2 separate regions of the Homo sapiens genome follow, and region 2 is linked to region 1. Evidence: chromatin contacts called from ENCODE Hi-C or POLR2A ChIA-PET data. All regions are on one chromosome and are shown on one strand. The core of a region is the stretch at or near the end of the contact, and the rest is flanking DNA. Distances in the headings are between cores, read along the strand shown. Region 1 overlaps SH3RF3 (SH3 domain containing ring finger 3). Region 2 overlaps SH3RF3 (SH3 domain containing ring finger 3).

The links. A loop is a pair of places that touch in the nucleus more often than their neighbours do. ChIA-PET counts read pairs that join two places held with the same protein, here RNA polymerase II (POLR2A). Pooled maps may share reads with other maps.
Region 2: a map of endothelial cell of umbilical vein shows a loop between it and region 1 (5-fold over the local background). The contact joins two enhancer-like sites. A Hi-C loop is called at or near these places in 15 of 168 maps with a recorded cell type or tissue (GM12878, IMR-90, PC-3 and 9 more), 1 of 37 single-sample maps with no recorded cell type and 11 of 50 pooled maps. POLR2A ChIA-PET finds 5 or more read pairs at or near these places in 4 of 52 experiments (CD4-positive, alpha-beta memory T cell, H1, WTC11 and 1 more).

What each region holds. Positions count from the first base shown.
Region 1 is chr2:109,380,485-109,386,974 of GRCh38, reverse strand. The region is part of intron 3 of SH3RF3 (SH3 domain containing ring finger 3); the gene reads right to left. It also overlaps a transcript of RANBP2 not described here. Among named protein-coding and RNA genes, the nearest start is that of MIR4266, 70 kb to the right of the region's middle. Within about 2 kb of position 3,822, at least 8 of the 41 ENCODE cell types and tissues checked have a DNase peak (open chromatin) inside an H3K27ac peak, as active enhancers do.
Region 2 is chr2:109,329,801-109,336,290 of GRCh38, reverse strand. All of the region lies in intron 1 of SH3RF3 (SH3 domain containing ring finger 3), which reads right to left. It also overlaps a transcript of RANBP2 not described here. Among named protein-coding and RNA genes, the nearest start is that of MIR4266, 19 kb to the right of the region's middle. Within about 2 kb of position 3,655, at least 13 of the 41 ENCODE cell types and tissues checked have a DNase peak (open chromatin) inside an H3K27ac peak, as active enhancers do.

The DNA.
Region 1 (6,490 bases), core at 2,573-5,072:
AGAAAAAGTCATTAGAAACAAAAAAGCAGATTAGGCTGGAGTCTCCATCGACCTATGGGGAGACCTCCTGAGCTGCGGCAGTGACAGATTTTTTTTGATTTTGTACAAAGCGTGAGGTGCCCTAAAGAGCCTTTGGTGTCTTTGGTTTTGTGAGAATGCAGTCATTTTTTAAGAGCATGATGTTTCAGGCAAGGTCTAGCAAAGGTTTCCTCTTCCTTGGGCAGTTTTGTTTCCAGCCCTAGGTGACAGCCACCAGCTGAGGGGGACACAGACCTGGACTGACACCTGAGGGAGATGCCAGGATCCTGGGGCTGCCCCTAGGATAAGCTCTAAGAGCTCAGAAAGTGGTAGGGATTAGCCGGGCCCAAACAGAAGGGAAGCAGAAACACAGAGAGGTGGGTAGAGGACTCACACTCAAGGGCCGCAAACCAAGGCCCAAGATCCAGCTAACGCTGGTTTTTGTAAATAAAGTTGTTTGAGGGACAGCCCGCCTGCTGAGCTATTGTTTATAACTGCACTTGCCACACAAGCAGCCACAGTGTTTTTTTTTTTTTTTTTAAACTTCTTGTAACAGTCATAGCGGCCCCCTGGTGTTTGGTCCTTTTGGCTTCATGTACGGCCTGACCTTCCCTGCTGCTTCCAGCAAATTGCAGAAGCCACACAATGTCACCTGTACATGCTCCATATGCGTCTCTAACGGATAGGGAGATCCACAGGGGCTAGGCCATCCTCAGGGACTGGGGAGAAGGCCGGAAGCCTGGGTCACTTCCTCCTTCCCTCCCCAGCTCTGTTGAAAGGAGCAATTCCAGGCAAGGCGGTCAGCTTTGCAGCCTTGACCCTCTCTTTCAAGGTCTATGCACGTTCCTTAGCTTCCAGATCCAATCTACATTCTTTTGAGATTTTTCAATCCTAAAGCTAGCACTTCCATTCCAGCTCATCCCTCAGCTGGATCCAAGAACAGGGTATGAAGAATTGCTACAACTAAAACCCCAACTTAACCCAAAGGGACATATTTAAAAACAGGTGAACAGATGCACTGTGTTGCAAATTTACCAATAAGAAATATGAAGAAGAGCAGAGTTTCAACCAAACGTCCATCTCTTTTTAAATACAAAAGGCTTTATGGACGTGTAAATTTGACCTCCTGGGTTTATTTTTTTTGTTTCTGGTGCCAGGTCCTACCTCAGTCCAGTGGCTGCAGGATAAGTCTGCAGCCATAACACAGTCCACCCTGGCAGGGCTGGCTGGGACACAAAGGCTTAGGCTTGGCCAACCCCTTGAGGTCTGAGAGCTTGTGTGGGGTGCTCCCTGCCTCTGATGCTCAAGCAGCTGACCTCAGGCTCTGCCTGCAATACACTGGTTGTCCCTTTCCCAAAAGCGCTGATTATTTCAAACAGGCTCCTTTGCCCTGGACAGTTCAAGGAAACTCATTCTCTAAGTGATTGTTTCCTTCACATCGAATGAAACCTAAGACTATTCCAAATTGTATTTTCAAGAGGACTGGATATTCATATTGCAGCATCAAAAACAACACGCTGCTACTAAAATGCATTTTTGCAACAGGACATGGGGGCTTCTTCCTGCTCTCTGCAGAGTGACATGGGAGGTGACTCAGGGGACACTGGGGTTGTGCAGGGCCCCCAAACTACAATTAAGTTAACAATCATTTCTAACACATACTTCTCCCTTTGTGCGCTGTTTTGTGCACTTCACTATGTCTCCAATTTAATCCTCCTAAGAACCCTTGGAGGTGGGTAAGGTTATTACTCCCATTACACAGATGAGGAAACTGAGGCACAGGGAGTGACAGAGAGAGCCAGAGCTTCTGCTCGACTGTCTGATGCCAACGTGGGCAGGGGTCTGGCCTGTCAGAGGGACAGAGGAAGGGACAGATGAAGGGACAGAGGAAGGCCAGCATGCCGGGACAACGATCAGGGCCAGGCATGCAGGGAGGGTGTGAGGCTGGGTGGACCCACAGGGTAGACTGCAGTGAGGAGTCTAGATTTATTCTAAGAGCAATGGGCCCCACTGGTGGCTTTAAGCAATAGTGAAGTAAATGGTTCCTGGTTCCATGGCTGTGTGAGAATGAACTGTGGGGGAAGTGGGACCCTCAGAAGCCACATGGGAACCATCGGGTTGGAGTTACCCTGAGGCCTTCTGCCCACATCCCCAGGGGCCCAAGACCCTGTGGGTTCCCTATGACCAGAGCTCGAAACTTTTAGTCTAGAAGGCTCCCTCCACATGCATTTTACACTATCAAAGTTCACCTCAGCAAAGCGGGGGTGGGCTTAGGAATGACAAGGACGTGGTCAGGAGGAGTCTATGGACACAGGCACAAGGTCGCGGGCACTCGGCAGAGAAGGGGCCTGGAAGAGAGACCCCAGACCCAAATGCAGAGCAGATGCCAATGTCCTCAGAGTGACCTGCGGGAACCCCTGAAGCCCTTTTCCCACTGCCCCTCTGACCCCAACCCCTCTCCTCCCACCTGCCTGCTTGGTCACCCTGGCTTAGAGTCCCTCGGCCAGCTCAGGCCACCCCTGGACCTGCTCCCTCCCTGCCCCTCCCCGAAGGCCGCTTTCCCTGCCAAGTCCCGAGCGCTGACAGGAAAACTGCAGTTCCCTCCTCCCAGGTCCTTCCTCCTCTCCTGGTGTTACTTTCTCCACGGAGAGTAGAATCCCCTCCAGACTTGCTTTTCTTCGCTGTTGTGTCCTCCCTGGCAGATGTGGTCTCCAGGGTTCTCCTCTGCTTCATTCAGGCTGCATCCCCGGGGCCTGGCCCGCAGCCGGCGCTTAAGGACTGGATGAACGTGGGACCCCAGGCGGCCTGGAAGGAACTGTGGGGAGGGCACTGCCCTGCCCAGCAGTGGGATGTGCTCTCTCCACCAAAGGCTAAGCCACCAACAGAAACCTAAGGGTGGGAGGAGCAAGTGGTCCTCTGATGGAAGCAGAGATGGAAAGGATGGGCTGCCTTCATTTGTGAGGGGCCAGCCCTGAAGGAACTGTTTGTGGCAGCCAGGAAGCCTCTAGACTGTCATCAGAACCTTCTACCTAACAGACACTGGAGACTCAGCGGGGTGGTAGGGTGGAAGGGGCTGAGGGATGAGAAATTACTTAAAGGGTATAAGGACGGACTGATCACTGAAAACAGGACGTCTGGAAAATGCGGCTGATGTCCCAAGAGCTTCAAACTAAGACTCTTAATTGCTCTCACTTTCAAGGATTTGGGAGGCGTTTATAAAAGCAACAGAGAGTAGCTCTGAGCTCCTCTGCGGGGGTTGAGCAGCAACGAAATGAAGCTGGAATCAGTGCTGTTTCTCATTCTGCATCACAGGTGGAATTCAGGTGGTTACAGAAAGTACCCCACAGGGCACACACACGGTTTGGGCATTTCCCGGACCCGAATCTTAAACGTGCCTCAGCCCGCAGAAGCCTGCACCCTATCCATTGGAAACAGAAAGTATTAACAGAAGGTACCATGGAGGAGAAGCATGAAGACAAGAGAAGAATGATTCCAACTGGCCCAGAGTGTCAACCTTGGTCATAATCCATTGCCAAGTCTTAGAACTAAGGGTGAGGCAGCAACAGCAACCGAGACCTGTAGGATAGATCTCCCTGCAAAGATGGGCTGCTCTGGAATAAAGATGTTTGGGGTCCCCCATGACCCCCCAGTGACTCCACATGGGTGTGCTTGGTTCCAGCTGAAAAATCAGACATGGTTTCTTCTGTACCAAACATAGCCCTGGACCTCAGCCAAGAAGTGCTGCTGTCATCCTACAGGCACCCAGTGCCAAATCTCTCCACAGCTAAGTATGCTTTCACTTCCATGCCTGAAAAGCTGCAAGCACTCACAAGGTCTGCCTGGGGACAAGTGCCTCGGAGCCAGGGCCCGCCCTCAGGGCTGCATGGAATCTGACACCGGTTTCCTCCAAACTTCTTTAAATGTGGATGGTACTTCCTAAGGCCGATCTCCAGGTTCAGACACACTCTCAAGTCCTGAGTGTTGTGATTGGAACACTCAGGAAAGAAGTGAGCATGGGCCTGGAAGAGCGTGGTCCACACATTAATCCATAGAATGAGATGGTGGGAGGAGAAGCTGCAGGTCAGATTGGGGCAGGGTTCATAATCCAACAGCCAAATGTCTCTGCACTAGGAATCCTGAAAGCAGAGAACATTGGGGGTGCTAACTTCAAATTCTGGCATGGAACTGCTCATCAGCTGCGGGCCCTGGATGGGGCTTGGCTGCATCTCTCGCCAGGAGAATGGAGCCTTCCTCTTCCCCTAAGGCTGTTCTGAAGATTCAGTGGCAGACGGATGTTAGAATGCACCAGAAGGATTTGAAGATGTGACAGGGCTCGGTGTTCCAAAGGAAGGTCCTGGAGACGACTGGGGTGCTCTGTGTGGGGTGACAGAGGGGCTGTTTTAAGATTGCTGAGGCCTGGGGACACAGCTGCAAGACGGAAGGGCATGTGCTAAGTGTGGAGAGTTCATGCAGATGAGGACTGAGGAAAGGCCAACCACGTCGGGGGTCAGGAGGTGGGCTGCTGAGGGAGGTGGGTGGCCAGTGGGCTGGGCGCAGGTGGGCCTGGTGCAGGCAGCCTCAGCCCCAGGCTGAGTCAGCCCCACTGCAGCAGACTCTCCCCTGGGCTGGGCCTGCAGCTTTCCCAATGACTTGTGTTATCTGAGACCAAAACAGATGTCCCTTCAGCAACTAAGACAGACCCTATGGTTAAGGAAACAAAGTTACCTATGTGCTGGCATGGTAACTTCCTAAATTCCTGGGCTACAAAGAAAGCCACACTCTTGCTAAACTCCCTAACAATAGGTGCTATCAGACCCCTCTGATTTATAACCCAGACCACTGCAACTCTGATGGGACAGAGGACAGCCCTTACAAACACCCCTTTCTCATAAGCAACTGCAGACCTCAAGCCAGTTTCAGCAACTTATGGAGGCTGTGCACAGGCTGTCTTTGTGTCCTATAGTTCACCTGTTGATGGAAAGAGCCAAATTCCACCTCATTTTAATGCTGAAACCCCACCCTAAAGTGACATGAGATGTGTGTTACGTACATGTTTGCCCATTGCACATGCACTCAGCTCCCCTTATAAACATGCACAGCTTTCCCCCAAACCTGCTAAACATGTCTGATTCTACTATGTAACACAGACCCTGCGAGCCATAAAATCCAACTGCCCTTCCCCTTCTGCGAAGCGAGAGCACCTTCGTTCCATGTCAGAGACTATCTATTCCTGGCTTGCAAACTGATGTCACCAGTAAAGCTGTCCTTTCTACTATTTAGCCATCCTGGGGGCCTTCTGACAACACTCAAATGCTCACTGAAGTTTGCGAGCCACAGCCTAACTTACTCAAGCAGGAAAGGTAGAAGTGAAAGGGAAGACAAGAACATGGAAGCCCGGGGGACTGGAAGCTGAGTCAGGGCACCGTGATGGCCACGCTGAAGGGAGGGCAGGTGGACGTGGATGGCCCAAGATGCCCTGCGGAGGGTAGGTGTGAGAACTCTGTCTCCGTAGGATTGGGTGGGTGTGCGTGCTGAGACCAGCAGGGCCCAGAGAGGAGCTAAAGTTAGGTGTAAAAGTAACCCCGCCATTGACCTGCTCAGTGGAAAGTGCACTGTCCATATGAGTGACAGGAGAAGCAGAAAAACAGCTGGAGCCTAGGGGAGAAGCAGTCTGGACACAAGATTGGAGCTCAGTTACTTCCACCGGCTGCAGGCCAGACGCTCCAGCAGCCTGCTCCAGGGCCACCTGGGTGTTCAGCTGCCCCTAGGCTGACACACTTCCAGTCCTGAGTAGTCTCTTCAGGAGATGACTCACTTAAGCCTTCCATCGTCGCATCCAGACCAGGACAAGGCTCTGCACTCAGCAAGTGGTAGACCACTTGGTAGACCCGTGGAGGAAGCCCTCTTCCTGACACACAATTTCACAACTACTGCTTAAAGCCAACACAGGTAGTCCATTTTAGTTACCAAAACAGTCGGCAATCAGCAACGACTCCTGCTGGTCTACATGCATGCAGCTTCTTTCTGGCAAGGCTGAGTGCACTGGTGCTGAGGACCAGTGCGTGCCCTGCTGGGGCCTCCAAAGGCCCTGAATTAGTGTCTGGCTCTCCAGCATCGAGGTCTTGGGAGGAATCTAAAAAGTTTGATGTCTGCCTATGCAGGTGGTGGGGGGCACCTGGTGGGCAGGGATTGCCTGGCTAAGGTGGGCAGGGTGAGATCAAACCTCAGGAACTATGGCACAAGGCTCCATGTGCCCCTTCGCCAGGCCCTGACAACATTTAAGGTGGGCTGTGGCCCCAGTGATGACTGAGCCACTCAGGCTGCGGTCAGGGCTACTCACTGTCCCCACAGAAGCTCCCAGGGAGGCTGGCAGCGAGGACAAGGGGCTTCACAAAAACTTACTAAGCTGTCTTGCCACAGATATACAAGAACTGCTGCAAGCTTCCCAGCTTAGACCCATTTAGAGATGGTC
Region 2 (6,490 bases), core at 2,406-4,905, 51 kb after region 1:
TTGTCATTTTACCTAGTCTAGAGAACAAGACAGCCTTCCCAGCATGACACCTCTTCCCCAGTGAGGGAGAATCCTTCTCCTGCAGGCCAGCTTCTAGGCACGTGGTGATTTTTGAACTTCCCAGAGTAGTAAGTATTTTTGACTTTCTTTAAGATATTAAATATTTTTGAACTTCCTAAAATATTAAAGAGCTTACTAGGCCTGCCTGAATTTTCAAAATGTAGGGAGAGGAATGCCTTCTACGCTAAAGCTTTTCCTGATGGGTTCCAGATGTTGCCAGTCACTTAAATCAGCCCGAATGTCTCGACAACATCGTGCTATCAGTCTCACCGACATATCCCACTCCCAGCCCCCAAGTGTCTTTTTTTGTTGAGCTGCTTCATTCATAAATACATCTTTCACATTCACTTTATGCTTTCAAGTTTTCTAAGCATTTTCATAGGCTTTATTTAACTTTCATTCTTATCCTCTCTACAGCCGCGTAAGGTAGGAAGTGGTTTTAGGACATTTATGCAGTTAGTCAGCAAATCGGAATGAGTGCCCGTTACTTGTGGGGTGCGGTTCTGGCGTGGGGTTTGGGAGTGAACAAAACACTCAGAGGTCCCCACCCGGGTGGAGTTTATGTTCCAGCCAGGGGGACAGCAACAAAACATACAAATAAGTAAAATCTAGAGAATGTCAGAAAGTGGTTAAGTGCTAAGGGGACACATAAACCAGGGGAGGGGACATGAACACTGGGATGGGGATAGGGTGAAATCTTAGAACGTCATCATCGAGAAGGTAACTGAGGGACACGTGGATGAGCGAGGGCTAGTCGACGAGCATGTCCCAGCCCTGAGGGGCAGAGAGGAGGTGGCGTGTGGAAGAGGTACGGGCTTCCCAGGGTAGGGGCTGTGGAAGGGCTGGAACAGCCCAGCAGAGACTCAGAAGGAAATAAACGCCATTGAGAGTTTTCAATGTGGAAACTTGAGGCATAGGGAGAGGATAAAGAGACACCTGAGAAAACATGCTAGAAAGAGCCGTTCTCGTGTGGGACGGGCGAGGGGCCTTGCCCCACAGTCCCCACAGCTGCTCCTCTGAGGTGCGTAGGCCTCGGAACTCTAGATCAGGCGCAAGGAACAGGTAACACCCCAGGATGCTGCAAAACGTCCTGACGAATCTGCTCCGAAAACACGAAATGTTCGGTTTTGAAGCAGGGAGTGGTATGACCACCATGATCCCAGGCAGAGACAAAACCGTGTCTTCAATGATCAGGGAGCACATGTAAGTCGCCAACGCGGTGACATAAATCGCGTTCTCAGAGCCTCGCACCAGGACGCATGGCCTGGGAAGGCACGCAAAGAGTTAAAAGCAGAACCTTTCCAGGAAGGCCAGCCTAAAAAGCAAAAAGAAGGCTTCTCAATAAAAACACTGGGTTCCACAAATATGTAGTCCACCTGTCCTGGAAGTGCTACTGAGGGGAGCAAGTGGCACATAACATTCTAGTTGGAGAAGGAGAGAGAAAAACAGAGGCAGGAACAAACTCCTTCAGCAGCCTCTGTGGCCCATCGCCTCCTGTTCTCATGAGTTGAAGAGGCATATTGCAGCTTTTTCTCCCTGTGTCTGTGGGTCTCCTTTCCCTCTTGTCTGCATTATTAAGTGTGACTTCCTGTCACCATGCTGCCATCCCCTGCTGGAATCAGCGCAGTGGACACTGTGGCTGCCTCACTCCATCCCTGGCATCCCCGGAGCGGGTGAGGGTTCCCCTGCTGGCTGGCACCACTAGCACCCTTCCTTTAGCCAAGCCAGTCTGTGCCCTTATTGCGAGGAAAGTCCGCAGGGTTCTGGACCAACAGGAAGCCAAGACACCCACAAGGCTGTGTTTCCTATGGGAGGTACCCTGATGATGAGGTGGTCTTTATTTTTTTTTAAGATTTTTTTTTTTTTTTTTTTAAAGGAAAAAAAAAAAACTGTCACCCAATCTGAAGTCGAGTGGTGTGATCATGGCTCACTGAAGCCTTGACTTCCTGGGCTCAAGCAATCCTCCCACCTCAGCCCCTCGAGTAGCTGAGACTACAGGTGCATGCCACCACACCTGGCTAATTTTTTCTATTTTTTTGTAGGGACGGGGTCTCACCATGTTACAGCCCAGGCTGAACTTGTGGGCTCAAACAGTCCTCCCACTTTGGCCTCCCAAAGCGCTGGGATTATAGGCGTGAGCCTCTGAACCTGGTTTTGAGGTGATCTTCAAATGCACAACTGTCTGTGATTTGAGGAAGCGACTGGACTTTCCTAAAGTCTTAGAAACCTGCCCACTTCCTTAAAAATTTAACACATTACCACTTGTCAGAAAGTACTCTGAGCATGTCCTCATTATTAATTCTTCTGAACTTCATAGCAACCTTAGGAGACAAGTATTATTTTGGTGATATCATTATTATATCATCATAATTATAATTATTAATATTATAATGGAGATATTATTATCTCCATATTATCTCCATTTTACAGTGGAGGAAACTAAGTCACACAGAGGTTAATTAACATGTTCAAGGTCATGCTGCCAATACGTGGCAGAGCTGGGATTTAAACTCTAGCAGTTTGGTTTCAGAATTTGTGCTCTTATCTTCTATGCCAGCGGTCAGCAAACTTTGTCTCTAGTGGAGCAAGGTGGCTTTGCAGGCCATCAGTGTTAGCTGTAACTATTCAACTCTGCCATTGTAGCAGCCAGAGCTCCAGAGATTCCATGTAAATTAGTGGGTGAGATTGTGTTCCAATAAAACTTTACTTACACAAACAGGTGGGGTATGCTATACGTGAAACCTCACTTTGTAGACTGTGAAATGTGATCTCAAGTCCAGGATGACTGACTAAGGTTAGGCTTGTTTTATTTTGTGTTTTTAAAAGCAAGAATCTCAACAGATTCACTTTCTTAACATCTGATGCTGAAACCAATACATTACATTGATCACATTCAGTTTCTTGTGCATTTCAGCAATGAATATATCCAGCAAGGATATGCTAGGGCTCTTTTAAAAGGCGAAACTAATCACCCTGAACTTGAATTCTCAACTACAGGCAGGAGAATGCCTGAACCTGATAGATACAGGTAAGTCCATCATGCCTTTCCGAGGTGCAGGCCTGGTGCTGCCGCGAGCAAGATCAACCCTGGGACTTGAGCTAGGGCTGGAAACTGAGGTCTCTCCTGGAACGCACTGAGGCAGCACTGGAGCTGCAGGGCACCAGGCAGTGAGCAGCTCTGCACTCACGCGCATTCCCAATCCCAGGCTGCCGAAGACGAATACATGACCCAGCAGGCTAGGCTGTCTTCTGCATCCTGCTGATGTTGGGACCACCAAGGTCTCACTGTCACAGTTAATTTCCTCCCATCAAAACAGCTCAAAGGAATCCACTGGTTTCTGACCATTTATTCTATAAGGCAAGAAACACTTCAACACTTTTGTGAGGACACAATTAACATACTGTGCACGTTAAAAAGGGTGATTCCGAGTCCTATTTCTCACCACCCACACTAGCACCTGTGCCTCCACACACTAACCCTGGGGGCGGGGTGGCTGCTCCTGGATATGTTCTGTAGGAAGCTCGGCAGGAATCACTCAGAAGGGTGACTCATCGCCCCATCCTTTCCTGCCTGGCAAATTAGAGGATGTTCCACCCACGGGGCAGCCCTGGCTTCCTTAGCACAGCACAGTGAGCTAAGAAATGCAGAACTGTCTAGTCCAGAGAGGGCTGAACTGCGGGGAGCTCGGGACAGGAGAAAGCTCTGTTCCTCACACATCCTGGGACTCCTTAGGGGCAGAGGCAGCAAAGGAGCCTTGTGCTGCTTCTGCTGCACTCAGCCCCAAGCCCGTCCAGGAAGACCTGCACCCTGCTCGGGGTGCTGGGGGAGTCGCGGGAGTGTCAGAGCTGAGCTACAGGCTGAGAAGGAAGGAGCAAGTGCAGCACCCCTGGGCGCAACTCTCAGAACACAGAATCAGGAGGAGGAGCTCTCTCAGGAGAGAGTTGGCGTGCCAGAGGGAAACAGACGGATCAGCAGGTTGTTTCTACCCTGAACTCAGAGAGGCAAGAAGGTCTGTTAGGGGTCCCATGAGGCAGCTTGCAGAGGGCTCCGGGCCGCAGATGCTTCCCTCTCATGGGTAAAGCGCCTCTCTGGTGCTCTTTACCAGCAGCCTTGGCCAATGTCTATGCTAAACAGAAGCACCCAAAAGACTGGCAAACACATGCAGTCTTCTCTCTTTAGCTAAAGCAGAAAGCCACAGATTTCCGGTAACCGCTGCTCCCAGGCTCAGCCGGCATCCACGACTAGTCACAGACAGTCACAGCACCAGGAAGACCCATCGGAGGATCGGCCAGGTGCTGAGGGTGCAGGCAAACCCCTCCAGAGAGGCAGTGGACTGCAGCTCCTCTGGTGAGAGGTCTCTCCTCAGGGGAGACCCCAGGGGCATGACAGGGTGCCCCTGGCAAAGATCTGAACACGAGACTTTTAAAAAATCATCTTAATATTATATTCATTCAATCAGTCACCAAGTACTTATTGGCCACCTAATATGTGCCAGACATGGTTCTAGGAACTAACAAAATAGATAAAGAAAATAGAAACAAAATAGATAAAAACATCTCTACCTTAAGGGAGCATACACTTTATAAGGGGACAGAGACATACACAAAATAAACTATTAAAAGTACGTAGTATAGTGAAGACCGTAAGTACTCCAGAGAAAATATATCCAGAAGGGGATTGGAAGGCGGTGGGGGTTGCAATTTTAAATTCAGGAGGGTGAGAAAGGGCCTGAAGGAGTAGACGCGGGAGCCCTGAGGTTTTGGGAGAAAGTGCTCCTGGCAGGGAGAAGTTGCAAACCTGGTTAAGGCCCCAGTTCTCACACTCCAATCAGTTCATGATGCAAAACAAGGGGAGAGAGAGAAGGGGAGAGGAGGGAGGCAGGAAAACAGGCCAGGTGGCTGTTAATTGATTGCAAATGAGGAACTCATTTGATGGCCAATTCCTGAATCTTGCTCTGGCACCCAGCCCTGCGGGACAGGCGGGTGGGGGTCTGTACACAATATCAGGAAATTTCAGCTTCAAGAAATAAGACACCCGGCATTCCCCATGCTCCAGGGAACAGATCCAAAAGTAAAGGATGGGGAAGAATGAAACCGCTTTTGAGTTTATCTCCTGGCCATCTTGGAAGAGCTTCTGCTATGCTGGAAGGAAAAGCTGAGGAGTCTTTTTTAGATTTTGGGTGAAAGTCAACAGATACTACAGTAACTCCAAACACCTGGCTTTTTATATGGACTTAGACCATGAACTAATGCATGGCACAACCTTTATTCAACACACACTTGCTGGGGACTTCCACTGCACACACTGTGCAAGGTGCCAGACACAGATGAGTGACTTGCAGACCCTTACCAGAGGAATTGGTCCCTTAAGAGGGATCCTGCTTATTGATGAAACCCAGGGGGAGAAGACACACACCTCTTTAGGAGTGTGTGGGGAATGATGGTGTCCAGTTGTGTATCTGTGTATGTATTTGAATTATCTTTATCCACCCATCTCTCCATTTATTTGTTTATTCATCCATCCGTCATGTATCCATCCATCATTCATCCATCCATCCATCACTCCTCAATCTATCATCCCTCCCTTCCGTCTCTCCCTCCATCCATCCACCACACACCCATTGACCCACCATGCATCCATCCATCCACCCATGCAAACAGTGACTATCTTGTCTGTGCCAGGCCTGTGTGAGGTACTAGACATCTAACAATACAAGGGGGGACACCCCCTGCCCCCCATTCTTACAAAGTTCGTAAGGAAGATGGAATGTTTATTTAGAGTCATAATGTATCGAATATACATGACTAAGGAATAATCAACAGGATGAAAGTCTTGGATAATTCTGAGATATGCCAAGACAAGAAAAAAAAAAGAAGGAAGAGACGGAGAGAGATAGGCACAAGAGAAGAATTTTGCCCCTTTTCTTTAGTTTCGCAATAACATCTGAAATGCACACCAAAATTGAGGAAAAGGCAACATTCTTCTTTCTGCAACCCACAGAGTTGGGGAGACTTACCACACATTCCAGTGGGACAGACACTGGGCAGAAGACATTCCTTCCAGCATGTTCCCTCTAAGTATCTCACAGCTGCCCCAGAGTGGGAGCAAAGGAAATGCATGCCCGTGCTACATATATTTCATTACATGTTTTAAACTTTTAAACCATTTACTCCACTTAGATGAAATTCAATGTTTTGTAAGGGCCAGGGATGTTGACTTTTTCTGGTCAACATTCTCTCAATGCTAGTCAAACTGTCACCATGACTAGGGGTCCAAGAACCCATTGAAGAAAGTTGCAGTTTATCTGCACCTAAAGTTAAGAGGTTCTGCAGAGAGACTTTTGGAAACCATTCACATTCATATAACTTTTATTTCTCTCTTGTGCAGTTCCAAACCTTACAAAACTGGCTGAAGCTGGGTTGAAGGTGG